Linked DNA regions of Homo sapiens: region 2 is linked to region 1. Evidence: chromatin loops called from intact Hi-C (ENCODE). Cell type or tissue: ascending aorta. All regions are shown on one strand. Links, peaks and the distances in the headings refer to the core of each region. The heading gives the core; the rest is flanking DNA. Region 1 overlaps ZMIZ1 (zinc finger MIZ-type containing 1). Region 2 overlaps ZMIZ1 (zinc finger MIZ-type containing 1).

What was found. Peaks named below come from ENCODE experiments on the same cell type or tissue, not always from the same donor. Only the 100,000 strongest peaks of a DNase experiment are listed, where the experiment ranks them.
Region 2: it touches region 1 in a loop (2.5-fold over the local background); 3 of 110 quality-filtered maps call a loop at or near these places.

The regions. Positions count from the first base shown.
Region 1 is chr10:79,243,893-79,249,249 of GRCh38, forward strand. The region is part of intron 7 of ZMIZ1 (zinc finger MIZ-type containing 1); the gene reads left to right. Among named protein-coding and RNA genes, the nearest start is that of PPIF, 100 kb to the right of the region's middle. RefSeq lists cis regulatory regions at 1-236, 1-240, 632-1,464, 838-1,338, 4,455-4,955, enhancers at 1,115-1,194, 1,365-1,494, 2,025-2,104, 2,325-2,494, 2,505-2,554 and 4 more and a silencer at 3,400-3,469. In ascending aorta, for the core only: no CTCF peak of the experiment used is centred there; DNase peaks (open chromatin) are centred at 1,169, 2,469, 2,909, 4,719 and 2 weaker places; H3K4me3 peaks cover 2,111 bases; H3K27ac peaks cover 5,000 bases.
Region 2 is chr10:79,152,610-79,157,966 of GRCh38, forward strand. The region is part of intron 3 of ZMIZ1 (zinc finger MIZ-type containing 1); the gene reads left to right. Among named protein-coding and RNA genes, the nearest start is that of ZMIZ1, 86 kb to the left of the region's middle. RefSeq lists enhancers at 3,603-4,454, 5,097-5,241 and a cis regulatory region at 5,162-5,175. In ascending aorta, for the core only: a CTCF peak has its summit at 3,170; DNase peaks (open chromatin) are centred at 1,352, 2,912 and 5,122; H3K27ac peaks cover 5,000 bases.

The DNA of each region.
Region 1 (5,357 bases), core at 298-5,297:
GCTTGGCCGCGAGAGTGGCACCGGCGTGCACCGGGCCGGTTTTGTGTGCCCACAGACGGGGCCTTCATTTCTCTTTGGGGCCACGGGGCAGAGTGCGCCCCCACCCAGGTCCCTGAAGGTGAAGTGTTGGCTCTCCAGCAGACATTTTACGAGGCTCTGTGCTCAGTCGGCTCACGCTGCAAAAATAAGAATCGGCCAGGATGCCTTCGGAGGCAGCGCCTGAGGGTCCTCGACTTCAAGCTGCTCCTTTGTCAGAATGCAGCCCTGATGCCTCCAGCGCGTAGAGACCCCACGGGCACTGGTGATGCCACCATTGCGGCAGGGTGCCCTTCGCAAAGGTGGTGGGTGCCGAATAGACTTCTGACAAGTGTTTGCTGGCAAGCTGGCTAGAGGAGAGAGGTGGATTTGCACCAGAGGGCAGGAAGCAGCCTTTCAGGAGATGCCTGGTTGTGAGGACCTTGTACAAGACCTTGGAGAAAGAGCCCCTTGATAGGGACTAAGAGGAGGCTGCCTGGGGTCCTGAGCATGTGGTTTTGGTATTGGTGTCTTCGAAGCCAAGCCATGGTGCGGTGGGCACCAGATAGGTACCAGTTCCTGGGTCGAGAAGCCCTCTGGGGGGAAACTAGGAGAGGTCAGCTGGCACTTCTTTAGACGGGTTTCAGGAGACTGTCATTCCTGCAGTGGGGACCCAGTCCCTTCGCCCTTGACCATCAGGCGAGACTGCCAGATGAGTGTTGAGCAGGGCTGATGGCTCTTCCAGCAGGAAGGCTTTGTGTGGCAGGTGGCATGGAGTTGGTGCCAGTGTGCTTCTCATTGGCCCATCTTTGAGAGTGGCCACAGAAATTGGGCTGAGGAGAGAAATCAGGCTGAGAGTCAGAAATCTGGCTGAGGAGTGAGTTGGGGTGAAAAGGCCGTGCCATCCTGAAGTCAGGGTGACCCCAGATGTTACGTGGGGGCTCCGGCTCCCCCAGTTATGGGGCTCTGGGCCTGAAGCTTATCTCCCATCTGCTATGGAGGAAAGGCCCTGTCCCAGGGGTTGCGTGGAAGGGTGACTCTTGGAGTCCACGTGGCTCCTAACAAGCCTTTCCCCTTTTTTTGTGTATAAGCCAGGCAGTGACTACCCTCCAACTAGCTGGATTCAAGTCCCCTTCTGAGCTATTTTTATCCTGAACTTCCTTAGTGAGAAACCACCAAACGGCGATGCTTTGGTGAGAATCTAGGTCTTTACCGGAAGCGCAGCCTGCACAGAGTTTACACCTCGCTACATAAGGCTGCCTCCACTGCCCTGCACAGCCCTCCCCTGGCTCAGAGCCCCTGTGCCTCTCTCATGCCTCTTGATTCTCATCACAGCCTGTGCGCTCAGGGACTTTTGAGCCCCAGTTTCAGATGGGAAAACTGATGTGCCCGAGATCATCCAGTTGGGGATGTAGGAGGCCAGGCCTGGCTCCAACAGGAGCAAGACCTTGATGCCAGTGGGCTCCCTGAAGGCAGGGACCACGTGTTTCTCATCACCGTATGCCCCAGTGCCAACTGTGGTGCCTGGCGGATGGTGGGTGCCCAGTGGCTGCTGAATGATGATGGCACGAGTGGAAGGCTGGTTGGGTGTGTTTTCCCCATTGGAGTTGGGACGGGGTCGGGGGGCAGAGGGATTGAAAGAGCACTTCCAGATCTCAGTCTGCATTGGTTGAGCACCCAGTCCATGCAGTCCCTGGGAACTCTGAGATGAGTCCCTAGTCTGGAGTCAGGCAGCTAGAGGGAGAAAGGTGCTTCCACAGAGGTTCTGCGGAAGTCCTGCCCGGGGCTTCCTGAATGTTGCCCCAGGGAGTAAGGAGTGACTGAGCTGGGTCTAAGATGACGCCATTCAGTACAGTAGCCACTGGCCACATGTGGCTGTTTGTGAATTTCAATTAATTAAAGGGATGAGTTAAGCTTATCCTTGGCACTAACCACATTCAAGCACTCAGTAGCCACCGAAGGCTGGTAGCCGCCTTGTTGGGCAGCTCAGACTCTAGAACATGTCCACCACAACAGGAAGCTCCATGGACGACAGACAGCGCTGTCCAGGAGGATAGACTTAAGACAGAGGTGCAGTGAGGACACTAGCTCAGAGCCCACAAGTGTAACAGTGCAGGCGAGTCTGTTAGATAAAGAGACCTCCTGTTTCTCTAGCATTTGTTTTGTGGCAGCCTGCTGCGGGGAAGGAGTAGACCAGCCAGGCATTCCCATTTAACACAGGAGAAAACTGAGGTTCACTTTTGCCCAAGGTCATCCAGCAAGAGGGTGGCATGAGTCCCAGGTCTCCAACCCCTTGGCCAGCACTCTGTCATCCAGCAGAGGTCAGCCAGGGGGCACGAGTGGGCAGCGGTCCCAGGAGCAGCCTCAGACCTCCCTGAGGGACAGTCTTGGTGCCAGTAGGCGTCAGTCCCTGTGAAGTCATCCATTGATCGGGCGGGAGCGCCAGCTCAGCCTCGGGTCCTCAGGAACAGAGAGTTCTGTGCTGGCAGAGCTGGAAGGAGCGGGCGCGAGGCTCTCTGGGCAAGGGAGGTGTTTACCTTGAGCGATGCGGCATGGGTCCCTCGGGAGAGGCTGGCTCCTCCATGGGGAAGGAACTCCTCAGTGGGGCCTGTGGCTGGGATCCTTAGCACCACCTCAGAGAGAGGGGTACAGGCCCGAACCCAGCAGGGAGAAGGATTTCGGGACCTTTGACTGGTACAGAGTGCACCTCACCCTTGCTCTTGCCCCGCCACACCGTGTCACAGAGCATCTGCTGGGCCTCCCTCGCCCTCCTTCCCCAAGCCTCGGCTGCAGGAGGAAACTCTCCCAGGGCCTGGCAGAGCAGCAGCTGCCTCACGAGGGAGCCTGCAAAGGGAAAAACAAGGCCTCCACCCTCGAAGCACTTCCAGCTTCCCAGGGAGCTCCCTGGCCAGACACCACAGGCAGGGAAGGAAGGCCAGCCCACTGGCCGGAGGGCCGAAGGGACTTCCTGCCCCAAGGTCACATGGCAGGAGAGGCCATGGATGGAGCCAATGCCCTCTCCCAGCCCACTGCAAATCCCAGTCTCCCAGTGGGAACGTGTGGTTTATGATTTCATTGTGCCTGCTGCCTGGTTTCCTGCTCCAGCCCTGAGGTGAGGGTTAGCTTCCTGTGGCCTTGTCCCTGTGTCCTGAGGTGCCCACTCCCCCAGCAGCAGGCCTTGCTGCCGCCTCCAGCTCCCATGGCCCTGACCTGACTGAAGTGGGAGGTCTGAAAATGCGGTGGCTTTCTGCAGGGACCCCCGCACACCAGAAAGAGGGTTCTTCAAGGCCCATCAGGGCAGCTTGAGGGATGCGAGGACCTTTGGCGACACTCTCAGGTTTCCAGTCCTCTAGAGGGAGAAAATGGTCAGGGGCGGGGCACTGATGAGGCCTTTCCGGGGAGCCCTTCCAGGACCCATAGTGAGTCCCTCGGGGAAGCTCACAGTGTCCTTGTTCCCCAGGATCTGATGGGCTGTGTGCCTTTCCAAACTGATGCACAGAGCTGGGAGCTACCCCCATCACCCAGAGTACTGGGCGTGAGGACCCCTGGGTGGGCCAAGCAGGCAGTCTGCTGTCCCCCTGCCTGGCCAGGCTCAGGAAGTATGACCCTTTTCCTCCCTCTCAGTAGCCCCAGCCATGGCCCTGACTTCTCCTTAGAGCCACCCTGGGGCTTCTCTAAGCCGCAGAGACCCTGCTGGGTTCCCCAACTGCTCCCACCCCCCGTAGGGTGAGGCCAGGCCTTAGAAGTGCCTGGCCTGGGGCAGTGGTGCTGCTTTGTGTGTACTGGGTGAATGGAGAACAGGGGATTTAGCCAGGACACTCACATTTTCTGAGACTGAGGCTCCCAAACCACCCTGGAGAGTTGTTGGGTCTGAGGGGAGGCCCGGCCCCTGTGATTTGGCTTGTAAAGCTCCCCAGATAATTCTGATGCTATTGGTAGAATCATGGCTCCCAACACTAGCCCTGAAGTGATTGTATCTGTAGTCTGGTGCCAAATTAGTGTGTGACCTTTGGCAAGTCACTTCCCCTCTGGGGGCCTGAGTGTCTCATCTCTGCCTCATCTTTATCTCATCTCTAAAAGGTAGACTCCACTCCAGGGCCTCAATACCAGCCCTGTGCCAGAGAGGTGGGGAGAGAGGAAAGTGAGAAAGAAGCTTGGGCCATGTCTTTGGGTGCCACCACCCGCATCTGGGTGTGCAGTGGGAAATATTAGGGTGCAGCACGGCAAGAGAGAATTAGATGAACAGAGGCCTATGCTCTACACCCCAAGAGCTATAGAAGGAAGAGGGGAAAATGGTGACTTTCAGGCTGGAGCGGCCTGAAACACTTCCCAGGTGAAACTTGATTTTGGAAATGGGCAGGATGAGAAAGGACTGTTGGGTGGGAGGACTAGTAGCTGCGAAGGCTTGGAAACCAGGAGAGGTATGGCGCTTGATGAGAAAGGAGGATGTCCCTCCAGATGGCAGGGGGGAGGTTAGCAGGAGCTCGAGGAGAGGTTGAGTGAGGCTGCTGCAACACCTTCAGGGCAGTGGGGAGCCATCAAAGGCTTTGGAGCCTCAGAGGCACTGGGACTCCTCCTGCTTCTAGGAGCAGGGCTGCTGCTGAGTAGCAGGCAGGAATCGGGCATAGAAGTTGGGAGTAGTGCGAGGTCGGCGTCCTGCTGTGGGAATGTCCCTGCCCCTGCTGACGCAATGGAAAGCCTCGTCTTGTTTCAGGGTTCCTGTTTTGTGGTTGCCCATGGTGGGGGGCGAGGGCAGCCAGCTCTGCCTTCTGAGGAGCTCCGGGAACTGGATGGAGCTTGTCCAGACCTCCCCACAACAGTCCTCTGCTCTCCTGGAAAAGAGAGGCAGTCCTGTTTGTGGAGTCTCTCCCTAGTCCCTCGGGGGATTCTAGCCAGGCCCAGGAGGCTTTAAATCAATGTGTGCATTTCCCTGGGGCTGGGACTGGAGTGGATGGGTGCCAGCGGGTAGTCTCTGGGCTTGCAGAGTTGGTCTCCCACCCTCCCAGGGCTCCAGTGTTGAATCCCTGCTCCCTGGGTCAGAGCCTGAGGCACTAGTGATTTACCAGCTCCCTGTCTGCCTCCCAAGAGCTTATGATCTGATGGGCAGCTTCACTGTGCGCAGAAGATTTAGCAAGGTCTGGTTCAACCCCTGTGTGTGGGAGGCCAGGACTGTGAAAAAATGGGGGGCATGTTTCAGAGAGGAAGGAAAAAGGAAGCCCAAGGAGCCCTTTTTCCTGCCTCTCACTTCTGCTGCTTCCAGGCCCAGCTCTAATGCCATGGCATGGCCCAGGAAGCTTTCCCTGGATCCCCACACCCAGCGTCCGGGGCCACTGTCTCCTTGC
Region 2 (5,357 bases), core at 146-5,145, 91 kb before region 1:
GGGCTGCTTTCTCCGCCCTGCCCGGATCCCCAGGCAGCACTGTGGGCTGGTGCATGGGTTCTGGAGCCCAGAGGCTGTGCTGAGTACAGCTCTACCACTTTCTAATACTGGGCAAGTGAATTCATGCCTCTGAGCCTCTGTTTCCTCATCTGTGAGATGGGGCTAACACCACCCACCTTATAGAATCTGTACCAGTGTCAGCCACCATGTTCTTTGATCTAAGCCAGTTATGCACCACTGCTGCCTTCACTGCCCATTCATTCTTCCAGAAAATATTCGGGGATTCCTGGACCTGCCAGCCTGGTACTGGGTGCTGTGGCAACAGGAAGAGGAAACCCACCATGGGGGTCCAGCCTTTTAGGCCTTTCCAGGGCCCCAGAGGATGGGTTCTGTCTGTTGATGGGCAGGTGAAGGGTGACTCCCCTGAGAATCTCACCGTGTCGCTGGACTGAGGGAACCCCTCTTTCTGAAAGAACGAATGAGACCCCAGATTCAAGGGAGAAGAAGGGGCATCCTAGGACTTCCCTGACAGCCTCAGCTGGGAAGCCCCTGGGGAGGCTCTGAATGCCTTCTGGGGTGGGCCCTGGGCCATGCTCTGGGCAGATGCTGGCTCAAACAGGGCTGGCAGTAGACAGAACAGAATAAGGACCCTCCTCCTTGTAGTCCATCACTGGGCTGGACTATGTCCTCCATCCCGTGGTCCTCCTGGCAGCCCAGGGCATTGGCAGGCATCGTTCCTCCTGCTTGGCAGATAGAGAGACAGAGATGTCAAGGGATGGGAGGCACTTGCCTAGGTCAAGGGCTGGATTTGAACCTCACTTCTGTATAAACAAAATCCCAGTGGGGAAAGTCGAGCTTCCCTGGGAATCTGCCCTGGTGGGACTAAAACGTGATCGGCAAACCTGTCATCCCCTTTCTTCCCTGGCCTTCCAGCAGGTCCCCTGCAGACCACCACTGGCTGTCCTTGCGGGAGAGACCTGATGTTCCTGTAAATAGCAAGTGCTCCTGTTGCCTGGGCTCTGAAAGCCAGAGGTTGAACCATGCACTTGTCACCCACTAAACCTTCTCCCTCCTCATGACCCATTGGAGAAACTGAGGCAGAGAGAGGTGCAGGGACTTGGCTAAGGCCATGTGGCTTGTGAGCCGGCCAGGATTTCATCCAGGCCTGGGTGAGGTTAGAGCCTGTGCCCAGACCCGCCACCACCCGCTAGCAAGAACAGGACTTTCCTTTGTCCGGCATTTTTAACTCTGGGTCTTGGCCATCACTTCAGACTGGCCTGGCCCACGTGTGGCCAGAATCCCAAAGGGATGCCTGTTTGGGAAGCGTGACCGCCAGGGGGCTGGCACCTGGCCCAGGAAGGGGGTCATCGAGAACACTCAGTGCTCAGTGGTTTGTGTGTGCCACCGACAGTGCCTGTGCCCTTCAGTGCCACGACCTTCCTGTGCCAATCATGGGTATGATGTCAGTTCATCTAATCCTTGAGCTGCAGTTAGCCCCAGATGAGGAAACAGACTGGAGGGATAAGTGACTTTCTTGTGGGCCAATATTGGACCCCCTGGGTCCTCAGTTGGACCTCCAACACCAGAATGGACCTGGGTTCCATTCTGGTCCACAAACCCCCTTTGGGTTTGTGTCCCCTTCTCTGTAGGGTGGCAGGCTTGCACTCAGAGCTTCCCAAGGACCTCCAAGGACTCTGCTGAGAGCCTCTGCCAGGCCCATTTAATGCTGCAGGGCATTTAGGATTGGGGGCCTCCCAGAGGTGGGATGGGGTGCCCTCTAGGGCAGCCCTCAGAAGCATAGGGCCAGGTGGTTGGCACCAAGCAGAGTGGGCAGAGGCAAGAGGCAAAACTTCTAAGAGAGGCCACCAGCAGGAAATTCCACTTAGAACCCTGGCATTGCAAGTGGCAAGGGCCCAGGTGGGTGCCGGGGGACCTGGTCTGGCCACCCCCAGCTAGGCGCCCCTTTAAGCAAGACCTCGGTCCCTGGAAAAGGGATGGCTGTGCCCACCCTATGGGGCCTGATGAGTGGTGGGTGTGGAAGGGAGTACCTGGCACGGATTTTGCACCTGGAGGATGCTTGACACCTTAGGCTGCTTCTGTGGAAGAGGAGGTGAGGACCCTGTCCTGGGAGCAGGTGGTTCTACGAAGCCCAGCTGTGGGGGTCTATGAAGCCTCTCCTGAGTTGGTCTCGGACTCATCTTCCCAGAGCCATGGGTCTTTCTCTATCTCTGTGATACGGGGTTCAGTGCCCCCATCCCAGCAGGACCCCAAGTCTACACTGGGCAGCAACCCTGAGCCAGTGATAATAATGACTTATGGCCCCTGTTTACGGAGCATTTCCTGTGCACGTGCATATGGGCCTAATCTTGTTATGTCCTTCAACAACTCTGTGAGAGTAGTGACTCTTAGTATCCCCCATTTTACAGATGAGGAAACTGACCCAAGTTCCTAGCCCAGTATCACGCAGCTAAGTAAGTGTCAGAGCTGAGGCCTCTCTGATGCATCGGAACCTAGATGCATTGGAACCCAGAGAGGCCACCATTCTATGCTGTGCCCTCATCCCTTGATTAAAGCAGAAATTGTTCATTTGGTGACTTGGGGAGAAGGGAGCCCCATCCCTCTTCCTCAGGTTTGAGCGGGCCACCTGTCAGAGTTCAAGGCCTCTTTGATTGCTTGGAGGTGTTGGCTGGGGCAGTCGGGACAGCTTTCCCCCTCCCTTTCCCAGTTCCAGGTCTGATGCAAACTCAAAGGAAAGGGAAGCCAGTCCCTGACTGGGCCTGAGTCATTTGTTTCTGAATCCTAGTTTGAATCCTAGTTCCCGTTTTTATCATGGTGTGATCTTGGCTGGGCCCTTCCCTCTCTCTGGTCTCAGTTTGTCTCTGTTCAAGTCCAGCACCAAGGGACTAGGTTGGCAGGGGCCGGAGGCCAGACAAGCCACGCATGTGCACCACCAGCCAGGGCACGGCTGAGGCAGGACGGGCAGAAGTCATTCCTGGGGCCTGGGCGATGCTGCATGAGCTCTTCCTCCAAGAGGAAGTGTCCCTCCAGCTTGGCCCTGAGAGCACAGTAGATCAGGACTGGACAGGGAGCAAGGCCTTGGAGAGGCCCCCAGGGATGTGTGCATGTGCCTCTGCCCCACGAATGCAGCTGCGCCCTGCTCACTGATGCCCTCTGCAGCTCTCTCTTCAGCCCAAAGCTCTTCTCCCTAAAAGCCTCTGGGCCTTTGCCCAGGGAGAGGTACCCTCCTGCCTGAAAGACTGCCCGAGGGACGGTGGCTCTGCCCCCCATTTTGCTTCCAGGCCGAGCTGGGCTGGCCCGCCAGCACTCTGTGCACATGCCCCTAGTTATCTGAGGATTACCCATCTCCTGTGTCTTCCCCACTGGTGTCACACAGTGTGTGAGCACCCTGGGGAAGCACAAAGGCTGGGCAAGTGCTGACCTTTGGCCCCGTCCCCACCCCTCCCACCCCTACTCTTTACCTCTTCTCCTTCTTTTCCTTCTCTGCCAGATAGCAGGCATTGTCATCAGTTGTTTTTAAATAAAGAAATGAATGAATGAAATGAACAACTTCTAGAAGTCACTTTATAGCCCCATTTTTGAAATGAGGAAACCAAGTCGCAGGGATGTTAGGTGGGTGGGGAGGGTAGTTCAGAGACCCCCCCGCTGCTCTTCCCCAGTTCTCACTCTTTGGGTCCCCACGGTGCCAGGTTGGGGACCCTAGGTTTGCGTGGCATGTCCTCTGGCCACAGGAACTTCCCACACATGGAGGCGTCCTGAGGGCCCAGCAGCAGGTACCAGCCACGACTTCCCACGATCTCAGCTTGCCAGGCCTGCACTTTTCTCACCTGGTGTTCCTGCCTTCCCAGCAGGTCAGCCCAGAGCTGCCTGTCCGCCCTTCCCTGGCCACTTTCGAGCCTTCCCCATGGGAGAGAGAAAGGTGAGGGAGCCGAGGGGCATGTGGCAAGGAGCGGAAAGCAGGCCCAGCAGGCAGGCTGGGCTTCCAGGGCTGGGCTTCGGAAGACAGTGCCTACTGTCTGCTGGAGGGCATCCTGGAGCCTCCTCACAGGAGGTAAAGATCGACAGGATGATTGAACCAAGCGTACCTCGGGACTCTTGGGCAGCCCCGCCCAGGACTTCCCGCAGACCCCAAACTACCAGCTTCCTAGGTCCTCATTCATTTCTGTTCCTTGAGGCCAACTGTAGTTACTGCTCTTCGGTGAAAAGATTGAGAGGATATGCAGTTCTCCCAGAGCACCAAGTCCCTGGGTTCAGCTCTGCTGTGCCTGGAATGAGGACTACCAGGTCCCTGTCCTTATGGGCCTCGAGGCTGAAGAGATAAACAGGCACCTAATTTTAATTATGCAAGCGAAAAGAAACACCAGCATGTCTGGAAGTTCAGGGAGGGTACCTTGGAGGTGGCTCTCAGAGAAGGCAGCATGGAGGAGGTGGCTCTTTGAGCATTGAAGGATGGATAGGGTTCCAAAGGACAGTGACGAGACGTAGAGCTGCACAAGGCGCCATGTAGGGGACTGCGGCTCCTGTTCTGCCACTGTGTGATGTGTGGCCTTTGCTCTCTGCTGAGCGATTTCTTCCTCTGTAAAGTGGGACCTTACAGCTCCCTGGTGACAGGATTGTGCTGAGGATGGAGTGATGGAGTGGGGCAGTGAGAGCTACCAGGGTTATTGAGGAAGGAGCCTGGCAGGTGGGAGAATCTACCACGTTTGAGCAGGTTGAATGGTTCTCTCTGCAGGCATAAGGGGTGTGTGTGTGTGTGTGTGTGTGTGTGTGTGTGTGGTCAGTTGGCAGCAAGTGTGAACAGCTGAGGCCTAATGACAGGAGCTCTGAGGTGGCATTGGTGCCACAGAACCCTGGGGCAGTGTGACCCTCTCCCCTTGTTGTCCATGGGGAGGTCCTTGCTCCGGCCAATGTCCAGCTCAATGTCCAGAGCACCCTGGAGCCTCCTCTGGTGGGTGCATGGCTGGAGGGGTGATTTAGGGCTGCTTCATCCTTCTGGCCCGTGGGCCTTGGCCTGCACCCTGGCCCAGGCTGGGTCTGGCTCTTCCCTGTGTCTGGATCCCCACCCCCAGCTTGGTGAGGTCAGGGAACAGGTATTTCAGGAATGCAGGAGGCGGGGCAGCCAGCCCCATTTGGATAACCATGGGGTAAATATTTGCCTTGCTCCTGGAGCCAGCACTGGCCCGCCAGGGGAGGACAGGGGCCTGTCCCTGGGGTCATGTAAGGGGATGTGTGTGGCGGTGGGGTTCTCCAAGTTGGGGAATCCCCTGTCACCCCAAGAGTCTGCCTGTTGCCTGACCAGCAGCTGTTTGGCACATCTGTAAAATGACAGTAGAACAGCT